2 separate regions of the Homo sapiens genome follow, and region 2 is linked to region 1. The links are chromatin contacts, found by Hi-C in ENCODE. All regions are on one chromosome and are shown on one strand. Each heading gives the region's core, a stretch centred on a gene start or an enhancer-like site at or near the end of the contact. The rest is flanking DNA. Distances are from core to core; before and after follow the strand shown.

The links. Hi-C counts contacts between places; a loop is a spot of excess contacts on that map. Pooled maps may share reads with other maps.
Region 2: a loop to region 1 is called in a map of OCI-LY7, with 11 times the contacts of the local background. The contact joins the promoter of CLPTM1L here to the promoter of SDHA in region 1. A Hi-C loop is called at or near these places in 1 of 168 maps with a recorded cell type or tissue (OCI-LY7), 1 of 37 single-sample maps with no recorded cell type and 10 of 50 pooled maps.

The regions. Positions count from the first base shown.
Region 1 is chr5:214,620-222,033 of GRCh38, forward strand. SDHA (succinate dehydrogenase complex flavoprotein subunit A) reads left to right here and starts at 3,701. Exons shown (of 15, transcript NM_004168.4): 1 at 3,701-3,799. The coding sequence starts at 3,737. CCDC127 (coiled-coil domain containing 127) reads right to left here and starts at 3,534. Exons shown (of 3, transcript NM_145265.3): 1 at 3,474-3,534; 2 at 2,110-2,240. The coding sequence starts at 2,230. RefSeq lists silencers at 3,512-3,841, 4,072-4,311 and an enhancer at 3,711-4,519.
Region 2 is chr5:1,342,474-1,349,887 of GRCh38, forward strand. It overlaps CLPTM1L (CLPTM1 like), which reads right to left and starts at 2,626. Exons shown (of 17, transcript NM_030782.5): 1 at 2,207-2,626; 2 at 1,878-1,978. The coding sequence starts at 2,368.

The DNA of each region.
Region 1 (7,414 bases), core at 2,451-4,950:
GAGTGCTGAAATACTGAATATTCTCCCCTGGGAGCTACTCAGGGTAAGAATTTCTCCAGGGACTGCTCTTTCGGGCAAGCACAATTACACACATTTCTATGTTATGTTAAGTAAAAATCTAGTAAATGGGCTGGGCACGGTGGCTCACACCTGTAACCCCAGCACTTTGGGAGGCCGAGGCGGGCAGATCATGAGGTCAGGAGATCGAGACCATCCTGGCCAATGTGGTGAAACCCCGTCTCTACTAAAAATACAAAAATTAGCTGGACGTGGTGAGGGGCGCCTGTAATCCCAGCTACTCGGGAGGCTGAGGCAGGAGAATCACTAGAACCAGGGAGTCAGAGGTTGCAGCAAGCCGAGATCGCGCCACTGCACTCCAGCCTGGCGACAGGGCAAGACTCCGTCTCGAAAAAAAAAAAAAATTCTAGTAAATGAAGCGAGTGATCAGGACAAAACTAGCCTCTCATCAATAAATCAACCAATAGCGCTTATCAAGTATTCATATGTCTGCCTCTTCTTCTAGACTACACTAGGGGCTGGTTAACGCTCCTATGTGCAACAGAACCTCAAACACATCGTAACACACCTTTGGAGAATCCTTACAAGAACACCAACTTAACAGTTCTCTCTGACCACACTACCTCAGCAAAAAACCAGGAAGAAAAAAATATTCTTCAACCCTTTTCAGGGACAGAAAGCATCATTTCAAAAGTCCAAGAAGGGAAGGTAAGAATTTCAAAAGTGAAAGTTATCATGAAAGGCTATAAAAGCTGGAGATGAGTCTGAAAAACAAATGGAAAATGAGTCACTTCAGGGCCTCTCCCAGCCTCAAAGCCAATTAATTATTACATTAGTCAGAGTAATTTTAAGCCTTCCAATCCACTCACCCTAGCCACAGGCAACAGTAGCCTCTCCAAGTGTTAAGGGTTTTTTTTCCCAAGCCTGCAGGCGGATGAGCTTTTTACATGGCAGCCCCTTAGGATTGGATGTGGACCTGCCCTGTCTTTCACCAAGAAGCAAGCACTGCGCAGATCACTGAATCATAAAAACCACCTGCTCTTACCAGCCTCCTCTTCCTCTACAGCAAAACTTCTGACCTGAGACATGGAAGCAGATAAAAAGCCACTACACAAAATGTATCGCTACAACTAGAGGGCAGTTTTGCCTTTCTTCCATTCAATTATTCAGTTTCTCATGTTCCTAAGTGCCAGCCCAGAACCATGGAATGTGAAGAAACACAAAACTCACTCCTCTGCATCAGTGAATTGATTGTGTGGTGGGGATGTAAGTCTGCATATGACCGGCAGGTCCCCAAAGTGGTGCCAAGTCAATCTAAACTAGAGAGAATTTTTCTGGCCAGGCCAAGCAGAGATTTCATGGATGAAGTCTCCCAAAGACTGATTTCCTAAACATTAAACATCACTGGTTTTCCAAAACTGGTTTTCTTTTTTTTTTTTTTTAACCCTGTTGCTCGGGCTGGAGGGCAAGTGGTGCCATCTCCACTCACTGCAGCCTCGACCTCCCAGGCTCCACTGATCTTCCCACCTCAGCCTCCTGAGTAGCTGGGACTACAGGTGTGCACCGTCACGACTTGCTAATTTTTGTATTTTTTTGTAGAGACGGGGTTTTGCTGTGTTGCTCAGGCTGGTCACTCGATCTGCCCACCTGGGCCTCGCAGAGTGCTGGGGTTACAGGTATGAGCCACCACGCCCAGCCCACTGGTTTCCTTTACACCCGTTTTGTTCCCCAGCAGTCCTTATGAGGGCACCTGAAATAAGGAACCTCCTCCCCGACTTGAGAGCAGCAAAGCCTTCAGAGGGAACTAAGTTATTAAAACCCACCCCACACAAAATGCTTCTAAACGCCTTGGCTGACTTAATCCTTGCAGTGTGCTGAGGTTAAGTATGATTATCCATCTCCTGTGAACAGGAAGACTGAGGCTCAGAGCTTAAGTGATTTGCCCACGGTTCACTGCAGGGGATAAAACTCGGCTGTCCCTGGCAGGTCCCAAAGTCACGGCCTTCAGGCTCCCACACCATGCTGCCTCCCTCACCGGGGCTCCACACTCTCAGCCTGGAAAACACGAATTTTAAGAAAACCATGACTTACGAAAAGCAGCCAATCCCAGCATTGGAACCAACAGGGCATAATTCCACCTGCTTCCATCACCACCATCCGCCCTGGAATTAGGCCGGATATTCCAATTTGGGGGATCATTTAGGTTATTCATGGAGATATACCTTGAAGTAAAGAATAAAAACGTTAACTACTTTTATTCAAGAAATTTTTCTTCAGTTTTAACTATGTGCTTGCTGCACAGCACTGAGGCCCTACGGGATTCAAAGAAGAAAAAAACTAGACCAGAGCCGGGCATGGTGGCGGGCACCTGTAGTCCCAGCTACTCGGGAGGCTGAGGCAGGAGAATCGCTTGAACCTGGGAGGTGGAGGTTGCAGTGAGTCGAGGTCGCGCCACTGCACTCCAGCCTGGTGACAGAACGAGACTCCGTCCCCCCCAAAAAAAAAGAAAAAGAAAAAGGAAAAAAAAAACAAGAACTTAAGATGAAAGCGACTCACAATCTGGTTGGGGAAAGTGGAGAAAACAGACATGTCTTAAGCATCTGAAGTGCAGGTAGAATCAGGTAAGTTCTCTGGTACAAATATGTTTAAATGTATGGCTGCTGCGATGGTTAATTTTGTTTGTCAACTTGACGGCATCATGAGGTGCTCAGATACATGGTTAAGCATTATTTCTGGGCGTGTCTGTAAGGGTGTTTTTGGATGAGATTAGCAATTGAACCTTTAAACCAATTCCTCACGTCTCCCTTCTATTTGTTGTGTCTCTGGAGAACCCTCATACAGTTGTATCAAAGATACAGAATCAACTCGATAAAAGTGGGCTCACACCGGACACTTTCATATGAGCTAGGGTTTGAAGAGTGAGCAGCATTTTGACAGGCAGAGAAAGAAGGAAAGGGTCTTCTGATCAGAAGGAAGACTGTGAGGAAGGCAGGGAGGGGTGATGTGGGGAAGGTGCAAACAGTGCTAGAAGCTTCTGAGGCCTCCTCGTGGTGGTGATGAATGCAGAGATTACAGAGTTCTCTGCTTCGGGCTCAGCATGCACCCTCCATAGCTAGGCTGGGGGCTAACGTTAGTAAGAATTTACTGATTTACTGAGTACCTACACGAAGTTTCACATTTTCACAAAGTAGAGTCACTTTAAGTTTGTTTACATGTGACCTCCACAAACACACACAATTACAAAATAGTTTAGTTAATCAAGGGATGTATAATAAACAAGAGGTCGGAGGCCCCGGGCCGCTCCCGCCCACCTCCGCGGACGAGCGCCCCCCTCCGACCCCATTCCCTGCGGTCTGGGCGTTCAGGCCCTTCGGTCTGGGCGATCCCGGAGAACCACCCACGGGGCTTTAAAAATGTTGGTGCCCACCACCTCCCCGGAACAGGGCCCGCTCTACCTCGGTCGGGGAGCGCGGGACCTCAGCGTTCCCTTAACGCCACCGTCCGCGGGTCCGCTTTGCGCAGGCGCGGCGCCCCCACTCAGTACCCGCTCCGGGCGTGGCATGGTGCGCAGGCGCGATGTCCCCCACTGCAGCCCCGCTCGACTCCGGCGTGGTGCGCAGGCGCGGTATCCCCCCTCCCCCGCCAGCTCGACCCCGGTGTGGTGCGCAGGCGCAGTCTGCGCAGGGACTGGCGGGACTGCGCGGCGGCAACAGCAGACATGTCGGGGGTCCGGGGCCTGTCGCGGCTGCTGAGCGCTCGGCGCCTGGCGCTGGCCAAGGCGGTGAGTCCGTGCCGCGGACCGGGGCGGGGCAGGCGGGGGCCGAGGCGGCGGTAGGAGCGGGACGGTCCCCAGCGGGTCCGAGCGGAGCGGGCGCCGGGTCCCTGCGCCCTCTGTCCCGGGATCGGGAAGGGGCTGAGAGAGCCCTGGGCCGGTGCGAGGGGAAGCCGCGGGGCGGACTCGGGGACCCGGGGAGCTCGGTCCTTAGTAGATAGTCCGCGTCCGGGTGAAGGTCACAACCCCGCGGGCTTGCTGGGCGTCCCCTCCGCCGCCTTGGTCCGGGCCTGGGGTCCTGGGACCCCGCGGGCTGAGGTAGCCCCTCGCCTCAGTGCCTGGCAGGTGGACTCGGGGAGGAGTCGTGTCTGCCCAAGGTCACCCGGGCGGATAGCGGCCGGTGGCCGCCCTGGCTGGGCTGGGCCTCTGCCGCCCTCTGTGCGGGTTGTCCTGAGGAGCAGCCCGCAGCCCGTGGGTGGGGCCGGCGGGGCGGGTGAGACCGCCCGGGTGGGTGCGAGGAGTGGCCGGGCTCGGCCCGGTGGGCGTCCGGTGGGAAGCGTGGCGCGCCCGAGCTTAGGCTTGCAGTTCGCCTTTCCAGAAAGCGCAAATCTGTCCATGTCCACTTCGAGACCTTGTAAGTTAAGGGCTTCTACTTTGGGTCGTGTTTGGTGGTCCTTATGCCACCAAAAATGTGCCAGTGTTTAAAAGCAGCTGTGCCAGTTTTTAAAACTCAGGCGGAGAGCTCAGCGCACTGACCGGGCGAGGACGCCGGGACCTGTGCTTGCCTGTGCGCTGAGTGCCTCTAGGGCCGGGCTCGGCTTAGTCCAGGATGGTGGTCAGGGTTATACTTCCCTGAGCCCTTGCTCTCTGAGTGTCTGAATGTGCCCTCTACGATTGCATCTTAAGAATCGGCCTTCTAGGGTTTTATTTAATCAAGCTAAATTGGATAGGTTTAGTTGTTTGGTTCTTTTAAATGAACTTACCCACCCACCTCCTTAATTACAAAGTAATTTTAAATTGCAGAATAAAAATCTCAATAGGAACCAAGGCATTCAGCAATATTGATTTGAATTATGCCTGTAATTGTGCAATTTTCTCCTTTTTGAAATACTTATTAAAAATCTCGTTGAGTTAAATGTGAGGATTAGTCATACAGCCATCCTGCCAACATCAGAAAGCGTGTAAACCGTTCTAGTGTGTTGCTGTGGTTGGTACTGACTGAGCAGAGACCCCTGCCGCATCTTGGGCTTTTAAGAGCTGCTAGGAGGGCGTCCACAAGCAGGAAGGAAAGCCCATGGTCAGTGGGGCTTTTTAGGGGAAATGGTAGCTTGTGATTGGAGAAAAGCTAGAGCTAGTGCCTTTGTCCTCAACCCAGATGGTGCCCGGTGTTCCTTCTGCAGACTAAGACCCTGCCAGCGGCGGAGGCACCTCAGACGGGATGGCAAGATAGCAAAATTGAACCAAAATTTAGTCTTGGGTTTTGTAAAAGTCTTTTTATCTTGATGAAGTTAGCTTTTCCTACAGAAATTCTGCCTGCAAGCAGCATATTTATCGGCATTTCAGATAGGCTTTTTTTCCTGAAGAATTGGAGTTTACGAAGGAACAGCATAATCAAAAAATTAGCAGAAAAAAGAAAGAAATTCGTGATAGCCAACTGAGAAATGTGTTTGGAAAATAGATGCTGAGGATAATTTCAGTAAAGTCCAGAGAGAATTTTTTAACCTCATTTTGGCCAGTTCTGTGGTGTTTTGATCATTCTGTATTTACAACTGCTTTCAAGTGACGAACTTATCAGACTTATTTTGCTTTTGGTTTCTTTTTATGGCCCAGTGCACTGACACAGCTTGCAAACTGTTCGAAAGCAGTTTAATCAGAGGAAAAAGAAAACCAAGAAACTTCAATAGTTACTGGTTAACTGCTTACTTCAGGTGAAGTTTTTCAAATCCCTTAACATGAACATCCAATATATTGTTCTAGGACAAATTGATTTCTTTTCTTTGAATGGATTGTTCTGAATATGTTTAATGGTGTTCTAGAAATACATTATTTAGGCCATTATAGTAGTAAACCTTTGCTTTGCTTCTTGGGATAATTGTAACAACAATGGCATTCCATTCTGCATTCCTCATGATGTTTTTCCTGATTTATTTGAAAAATTGTGACTTGTTTTTTGATATGAAACCTGGATATTAATATTAGTTGGGAGTCTCAGAGATTTTTCCCAAGGGTCTTTAGATAGGGGGGCAAGTCCAGGATCCAGAGCCAGGCCGGCCGACTTGAATCCTCTCTGAGCTCCGTCTTTCCGTGGGGTTAGTGAGGATTCTGTGGGTAATGTTTGAAACCTTTGGTGATGCTCTTGAGAACCAGGGCTCACAGCCTATGCACAGTAACCATGTGTGAACTGAATTTTTTTTTTTTTTTGAGACAGAGTCTCACTCTGTCACCCAGGCTGGAGTGCAGTGGCGCAATCTCGGCTCACTGCAAGCTCTGCCTCCCGAGTTCACGCCATTCTCCTGCCTCAGCCTCCTGAGTAGCTGGGACTACAGGCACCTGCCATCATGCCCGGCTAATTTTTTTGTGTTTTTAGTAGAGACGGGGTTTCACCATGTTAGCCAGAATGGTCTCCATCTCCTGACCTCGTGATCCGCCCGCCTCGGTCTCCCAAAGGGCTGGGATTACAGGTGTGAGCCACCACGCCCGGCCGAACTGTATTTTAAGTATCCCTGTTTTTAAAATAATAAACACTAAAATTCTAGTGAGAATAATTACACGCAGTTGTAAAAGAATCAATGAGTATACCCTCCCTCACCCAGTTCATTTTCCATGAAAGCAATTCCTGTTTCTGATACTGACTCCTGGCATTTGTAATACCTCTGTTTCTTTAGCGGATATGCAGGTGCATTTTTATCAGTTTTAGACTTCTTGCCTAGAGAGGGGATTTAGTTCACTTAAACTACCCTGCTTCCGCTTCTTCCTGATACAGTCGTGCGTTTTTAGGTTCTTCGTTGGCTGCTTTTGTGATTGTGTAGGTTGTACATGCAGATTAGTTTCTTGCTCGTGATTTATAGGTGCGTTGTATTAGATGAGGACCCCTTACTTTGCTAGATTTCGGATATGAATGTCTCTGCACTTCTTACTTTTCCCCTCCACCTCCTAATTCAGTCATCTGAAATTCTGTATTGTTAAGCAAGGTCTAAGTATTCCTTTTAGTTATATGTTCCCCATTTTTTTTCTTGAGGAAATGTTTGATAGTTTCTCCTAAAAAAATTAACAATTGGCACAAAAGACTAGTTTTGTGTCAAAACTAGTTTTGAGTTTTATCTAAAGACTGAAATTGGCTTAAAGTTGGGCTTTCCAAATTCAAAAATCTGCCCCAGATTAGATTTAGATTGAGAGGGTTAGTGTCCTTTTCGCCAGGGGGATGGCGTGATAATTTGTTCAAGATTGTGTTATAGTAGCTGCCCCTTTTAAGCCAGCTCTGTGTGTGTGTGGTGGGGGGTGGGCAGTGGGTCTTCCACATCAACATCCTAGAAAGAACGAATAAACATTGAGTGATCTCACTGTTTCTACTTACATTTGGTATAATATACTGTTCTTACTGGTGCTATTACTATGTTAATAGGG
Region 2 (7,414 bases), core at 1,376-3,875, 1.1 Mb after region 1:
CCTCGGACCAGGTGCCTGGCTCTTCACCCGCACACCAGGGCCCGACGTCCATACTACAGCCCCATGGAAAAACCTCGCATTCCACCTGTTTACGGTTACATGAGTTCTTCTTCCTCTTTAAAAGTCTCTTTTTTGAGACAAGGTCTCGCTGTCACCAGGCTGAAAGTGTAGGGGTGCAATCACAGCTCACTGCATCCTCAACCTCCTGAGCTCAAGTGACCTCCCGCCTCAGTCTCCCGAGTAGCTGGGACTACAGGTGGGCGTGCCACCATGCCTGGCTAACTTTGAAAACTGTTGTAGAGATGGGGTTTTGTCACATTGCCTAGGCTGGTCTTGAACTGCTGGGCTCAAGTGATCCTCCCGCCTTGGCCTCCCAAACTGCTGGGATTATAGGCATGAGTCACTGTGCCCGGCCTCTCCTTAAAAATCTTACGGTTGGCCGGGTGCGGCGGCTCACGCCTGTAATCCCAGCACCTTGGGAGGCCGAGCCGGGCAGATCACGAGGTCAGGAGTTTCAGACCAGCCCAGCCAACATGGTGAAACCCTGTCTCTACTAAAAATAAAAAAATTAGCCAGGCGTGGTGGCGGGTGCCTGTAGTCTCAGCTACTTTGGAGGCTAAGGCAGGAGAATCCCTTGAACCCGGGAACCGGAGGTTGCAGTGAGCAGAGATCACGCCACTGCACTCCAGCCTGGCAACAGAGCAAGACTCTATCTCAAAAAAAAAAAAAAATCTTACGGCCAAAGTTGTAATGAAAAACACAAAGGCATCTATGGCTCCTCACTACCCAGGAAAGAGTATGTCTCCACCAGGACATCTTAAGTGTCTCTCTTCAGGCAGAGGGTGCAGGGCTGTGTATTTCTGGTGGAATGTGCACTTGGAGACACTTGAGGCGGAGCTGTGTTAAGAGTGCTCATTCTCCCCACTTCCTCCAGGCTGACACTGTGCCAGGTCAAATGGAAAACCTCACTAGCTGTCCTTGGTAACTGGTACACGGCCCGGCACGGAAGAGGCAGTATTCATGTCTGGGAAATTAAACCCAGTGCAGATGAATCCTGAGCATTTTTGAAAGGTGTGGGCAGCTACAACCGAGCGGGCAGCTTGGTCACCAGCACTTCTGGCCTCCCCTTCATGGAGGCAGAGAGAGGGCAGGAACTGGCTTGAGGTCACAGGCCTAAAGAGGCCAGGCAGAAACCGGCTTGCCAGCGCCTCCAGCTACCCCCAGGGACTGGCTGCCTAGAGGGCGTGGAGTCCAGCATGAGTCTCAAACTTTCATTATTCTCTCCTCAGATACCTCCCAGGCAATGAAGGGAAATGGTTGACTTGTGAGAAGCAAATCATATTTAAAAGTATACTTATTCAATTAAAAAAAATTAGGCCATGTCAGATGTAATTTTTAAGATACTCTACATATTTGGACATTGATCTATTCTAACGTCACATGTCACTTATTTATGATTTTCTACAAAATTGCTTCCTCTATCCTCATCTCTTTTCCCTCACAAGTAACTTAAGCGAACTACTTCCACCAGGAAAAGACAAGTTGGTCCCCGGTAGTGAAACTGCAGAGTTGTCTGCTCTCCACTGGTTCACCAAGCGTGGCCCCTGCTCCTTCGGAGCCTCCCCGTCCAGGACATCCCACTGCCATCACACTCTGCTGAGAACTACTTCTTAAACGACATTCATCACCTGTCACCTTCCAGGCTGAATGTTTACAGGCCACGCATAGGCCTCCAGTTAGGATATTCTACCACTTCAAGACATTCGGTAAGACTAGTTCTCTAAAATAAACATGTTATGTACAGAAAGCTAACTTTTAAACAATCTGAACATGAGTAATGTTTTCCCTTTCACTGGCATTTTGTCCTACGCCCATACCTTTCAAATTTGGACTCCACATCAAAGTCTTCCACATTCAAGACCAGGTCGATGTTGTTCTCAGCACCCAGGTGGGACCTCGTCGTGGTGTACACGCTCAGCTGGAAAGGAGGGGGCGTCGAGAGTCAGCTCGGCCAGGCCCTGGCAGGACGCACTCAAATCCCACGGCCAGCTGGAGGGCGGAAGACCTGGCCGCTGGGGAACCAGGAAAGGTTCCATCTCGACTCGCGCGGCCACAGCTCCGAACTGGGACGGGAAGGCGACGTCTGGGGCCTGGAGGAGAGGCCCCCACCCCAACCCGCCCGGCCCCCGGCCCCGCGGACGCTCACCTGCAGCTTGGGCCGCCGCGCCAGGTAGGGCTGGATGCAGTTGGCGTCGCCGGAGCACGGGCGGGTGTAGACGATGCCGTACATGACCCAGCAGGTGTGCACCACGTAGACCACGAACACGCCCACCACCAAGCTGGTGAAGGAGCTGCGGCCGCTCCACATGGCGGCCCCGCGCCCGGCGCCCCCGGCCCGCCCGCCTCTCAGCCGCGAGCCCCGCCCGCCCGGCGCCCAGCCCGCCGCTCCGGGCTCCGCCGCTCACTGGAGAGCCGCCGCGCGCCACCGCCACCGCCGCGGGGGAACGAATGCGCCGCGCGCCGCAGACCGCCGGCCGCCCCGCATGCTCCGGCCCCGCTCCCACCTGGCGCCGCGGGATTCGCCGGCCCCGCGCGCCGCTTCCGGGCCCCGCCGCCTGCCGGAAGTGGACGCGCCGCGCGGCTCCCTGGGAAACGGAGTCTCGGCCGCTGCCGCGCACGCGCATCCAGGATGCGGCGCGTGTGTGACGTTACCCGCCCGCGCCGCCCTCCTGGGGTGCCTCTCAGGGACCCAGGCGCTCAGCTGCTGGGGCCGCGGAGGGCGTTCGCGGGGCGCCGGGGAAGGCTAGGGCCGCGGGGTCCCCGGGGCGCCGTCCCCAACCGCCGACGCCTGCCAGACCACCAAGTGGGGGCCATGTCGACGTGTGAGGAGCCTGGTGGAAGGTGATACTGGAATTCCGGCACTGGGCCTGCAACCCTTTTAGTCCACAGTTGTCAGAATCTAAAGGGAAGAAAAACGAAGTGCTCAGAACCCTCACAGAAGCCGGGCACCTCATCCCGTGTGTGGGTTTTTTCCCCAGTACAAACCCATTGTGGGGACAGGCGCTTTTGAAGAAAAAATTCAGATTCCCGGGCTGAAGTGGCTCCTCACAGCCTTGAACCTGACCCCCAGCTTCCCGCTAAAGCCGAGCGTGCCCAGCACGGCGAGGTCAGCAGAGGCCCCTCGGAGGGCGGCCGGGGGAGGTCAGTGGGAGGCCCTCGGGCAGCCGGTGGATGGGCCGGCGACCTCCCCGACTCCATCAGAAGCGCTCAGTCTGTGCCCTTCAGTTACTGGAGCAGCTCCCGTCCTTTGGCCAGTTCTCTGGAAGGTCGTTTCCGTTTCTGTGTCTGCCACACGTGCAGCACAATCGAAAAACCTTGTTCGACATTTCTAGAAAGAGTAGATGCTACTGAAGACCCAATAGATTGCTGAGGGTTTTCAGAGCAGGGACAATTGCATCAGGGTGCTGGGCTCCGGGAAGAACTCAGAGGACTTGGCTGACGGGCGGATGGGACAGTGATTGGTGCCGAGAATGGGCCAGAGAAGCAGGTCTGCCTGGAGCAGGCACCCGAGGCCGCGTGCAGGGGCGGTCCTGGGCCACCAACCCCTGGAAGCTGGGCCAGGAGCTTCGGAGCCATCCGAGGCTTTTTTCGCTCCTCTCACTCTCATGCACCTAGTTACCCTCCCCACAGAGTCTTCTCACGGCGCGGTTTTCGGCTACCATTGCAGTGGTGTCTGACTACACCCAGTGCCTCTATCGTTCCCCCCTCAGTCTGTTCTCGCTTCTTGGCAAACCTGTCCTTGGAAAGCCCTCTGCTGACTCCTGTTACCCTGATCAAATGCATCCTCCTCAGGAGGCTCGTGAGCCCTTTGCAGGGTGGCCCAAGAGGCATCACGCCCTGCTCTCCAGCCACTCTTGGGGTCCCCTACAGGGCCAGGCGTCCCACACCAGCAGCGGGTGCTGGTCCTGCCACAGTCTGTGCGACACGTGAATGAAGGCTGTAGACCTGTGGTCTGCGGGAGGCAAATTCCAACTCCAGCTGTCAAACATAAGGGGACTGGTAGGCTCTCCAGGGTGGATTGTCTCACGGCATCCAGAGGCAGGGACCGAGGCAGGGACCTAGCCAGGCCTCGGGAAGGAGCTGCAAACCCAGGAGCTCTGGGGTGTGGCTTCATCTCCCTCCCTCCCTACCACCCTACCCCCATCTCTCCGTGTTCTTCAGATGCCTCATTTTCCTGTCAGGCACCTGGCCAGCTCTAGGAGCTGGAATCAGGTTGGTGCCTCCTTGGTCAGTGTCCACCCCTAGTGTCATCCACAGTGACCAACGGAAGGGGTGGCCGGTGGTACAGGACATTGGCCATCTTGGGAAAGATCACAGAGACAGGAAGGGCCTCTCCAGCTGAGCAGATGAGAGGTTCTTCAGTGGTCTGGACACATTTGCCCACTCATGGCCGTCCCCCTGCCCTGTTGAGAGAACCGATGAGGAAAGGGAGCCCTGCATCTGTCGCCTTCCGACTCCGACCGCCTGAGGCTGGGCTGCCGGCAAGCCGCGGCAGCATATGACAGCACTTGAAAGAAAGTCCCTGGAAAGAATGTGGATCATTGCAGAACTCCCTCAAGAAAGCGCCAGAGGAGGACCCCATTCAGCACCCCGCAGAACTCCTCAAACTCCTGCGTCCACACTCCCCCAGCGTGGTGGCTGCTTCTATCTCCCCAGGCTTAGCTGGCCTGGGTCTTGAAGGCCTCTCCTCCTGCTGTCCCCACGCAGCATCCTCTCTGCCACTGCACAGCTGGATGCAGTGAAGGCCAGGCGGCTGTGGCTGCTTGGGCAACAGGAGCTGCTTGACCCTGTTCTGCTGGCCTTGTTGGCCTCACTCCCGTAGAGAGCCAAGGTTACCCACGTCTCTGAAGCTAAGGCTTTCTTTCTAGGCCTGGGGGAGTCACATCTTGCATTCGTACTCACTGAGCTCCACGTCTATGGTTAGAGAATTTATCAACATTTTATAATGCTTTTATCAATTCCATCATTTGAGGGCCCTCTGGCAAGGAACCTGTTAGTACATGGAGTGCCTGGAATGTTCCAGAAAGCTAACATGAACAGCTGGCCCTTGCTGTCCTTATACATTGAGGACTCCAAAGGCCACTCAGGATGACAGGAAATGCAGGCTCCAAAAGATTCGGTTCCTTTGTGAGGCCCTCGGGCAGTGGTCAGACACGAAGGAAATAGGAAATCACCCCCAAACCACACCTCTCCCTATGAGGCCACAGCTGCCGATGCAGCCTTGGGAGGGGGATGGAGGGAGAGAGGAGGGCATCTGAATGTGGACACACCCTGCTGTGAGGGCTGTGGGCGGTCCTGAGACTGGAGCCAGCCCCCAGGCTCAGCTCAGCTCGGGGACCTCGTGCCCGGGCTTTCCTGGGGAGGAAGGTGTTGGATCTCCTGCCTCTCTGTATTCATTCACACTTTGGGTTTCTCTCTCTTCCGCGCATTCTAACATCTGCAGGATTTTTTTTTTTTTTTTTTTTTTTTTGAGACAGAGTCTCGCTCTGTTGCCCAGGCTGGAGTGGAGTGGTGCGATCTCAGCTCGCTGCAAGCTCCGCCTCCTGGGTTCACGCCATTCTCGTGCCTCAGCCTCCAGAGTAACTGGGACCACAGGCGCCCGCCACGACGCCCAGCTAATTTTTTGTATTTTTAGTAGAGACGGGGTTTCACCGTGTTAGCCAGGATGGTCTCGATCTCCTGACCTTGTGATCCGCCCGCCTCGGCCTCCCAAAGTGCTGGGATTACAGGCGTGAGCCACCGGGCCTGGCACATCTGCAGGATTTATGGATGAAGGGCCACAAACCCACATTTGGTCTCATTCAACAGATGTTGTGTCGGCAGGGCGAGGTGGGACTCTGTCTCTGCCCACGCTACCTGCCCCTGGGGTTGTAGTTCTAGGAAAGCAAGTCTCAGACTGAGTTTTGATCTGGATTAAATTCTGTCCCAGGTGCAGATATTTATAGGAAAGCAGGGACAAGAGCCCTCAGGCAAAGCTGGGTATCCTGCGATGGGTGCCTCTGGGAGTTCGCAGATAACAAGGCCTTTTCCTGGAGGCAAAGCAGAAGCGTTCTGTGGCAGACCAGTCAGCTTTCTAGCAGGTCAGGGGCAGGGACATCTAGGCCCAAGGTGTCACACCGTGCCTGGCTGCTGGCTCTCCTCTTGCAAGGACACAGCTCTTACAGGACTTCCTAGCCCACCCAAGAACATCTTTCCATCATCGAAAAGTTATTGATAAGATTTTTCCATCACTGAAAAGTTATTGATAAGTGCCACCATGTGCATGAGCAGCCCTCCAGGTGCTGGCTTGTGGGCCGGTGTTTGAGAATCTTGCCAGTTGAATGTGGGCATCTGTTGAGGGTTTCCCAAAGGCTAACCGTTCGTGCCAGAGGGAGGCCGTGGCTCATTCCTAGGGCCCTGGGTGAGACTGGGGCTCATGCACACACAGGTATCGATGGCATGGGCTGTAACGAGCTGAGTGCCTGCTGCCCTTTCCTAGTGGGGGGGGTGGGCTCCTGGAGAAAGAGGGGAGGCTGCTACTCTCCAGGGCCACAGGGAGCCCAGAACGCCACCTCCTGGTGTCAGCAGCAGCAAATCCATATAAGTCTGCAGCAACTTAGCTTTTGCCTCCTCAGAGGAAATAATTCATCCAGGGGGCACAAGGCAGGGTCAGAGACTGAGGTAAGTTTCAGAGCAAGAGTGAAAGTTTATTAAAAAAGTGTTAGAGCAGGAACGAAAGGAAATAAAGTACACTTGGAGGAGGGCCAGGTGGGCATCTTGAGAGAGCAAGTACACGGTTTTGACCTTTGACTTGGGGTTTATATCTTGGCATGCTTCTGGGGGCTGCGTCCCTTCTCCCCTGATTCTTCCCTTGGGGTGGGCTGTCCGCATGCGCAGTGGCCTGCCGACACTTGGGAGGGCCGCGTGCACAGTGTGCTTACTGGAGTTGTGCGGTGCCCTCTTGAGGCAGTCTTCCCTTACCAGTTCCTAGGGGAAGGTCACACGCTGGTTAAACTTTGCCACTTTGCCTCGTAGTGTGCATGCTTGACCTCACTCACCAACTCCTGAGATTTTTTTTAAATTTTTTAATTTAAGTTCTAGGGTACATGTACACAACGTGCAGGTTTGTTACATAGGTATGCATGTGCCATGTTGGTTTGCTGCATCCATTAACTCGTCATTTACATTAGGTATTTCTCCTAATGCTATCCTTCCCACCCCACGACAGGCCCTGGTGTGTGATGTTGCCCGCACTGTGTCCAAGTGTTCTCATTGTTCAATTCCCACCTGTGCCAACTCCTGGGATCTTATCGGGAAGTGGCTCATCATCAGCTTTAGGTGTTTTCTATCTATTGGGAGCCTGCCTTTCTCTGGC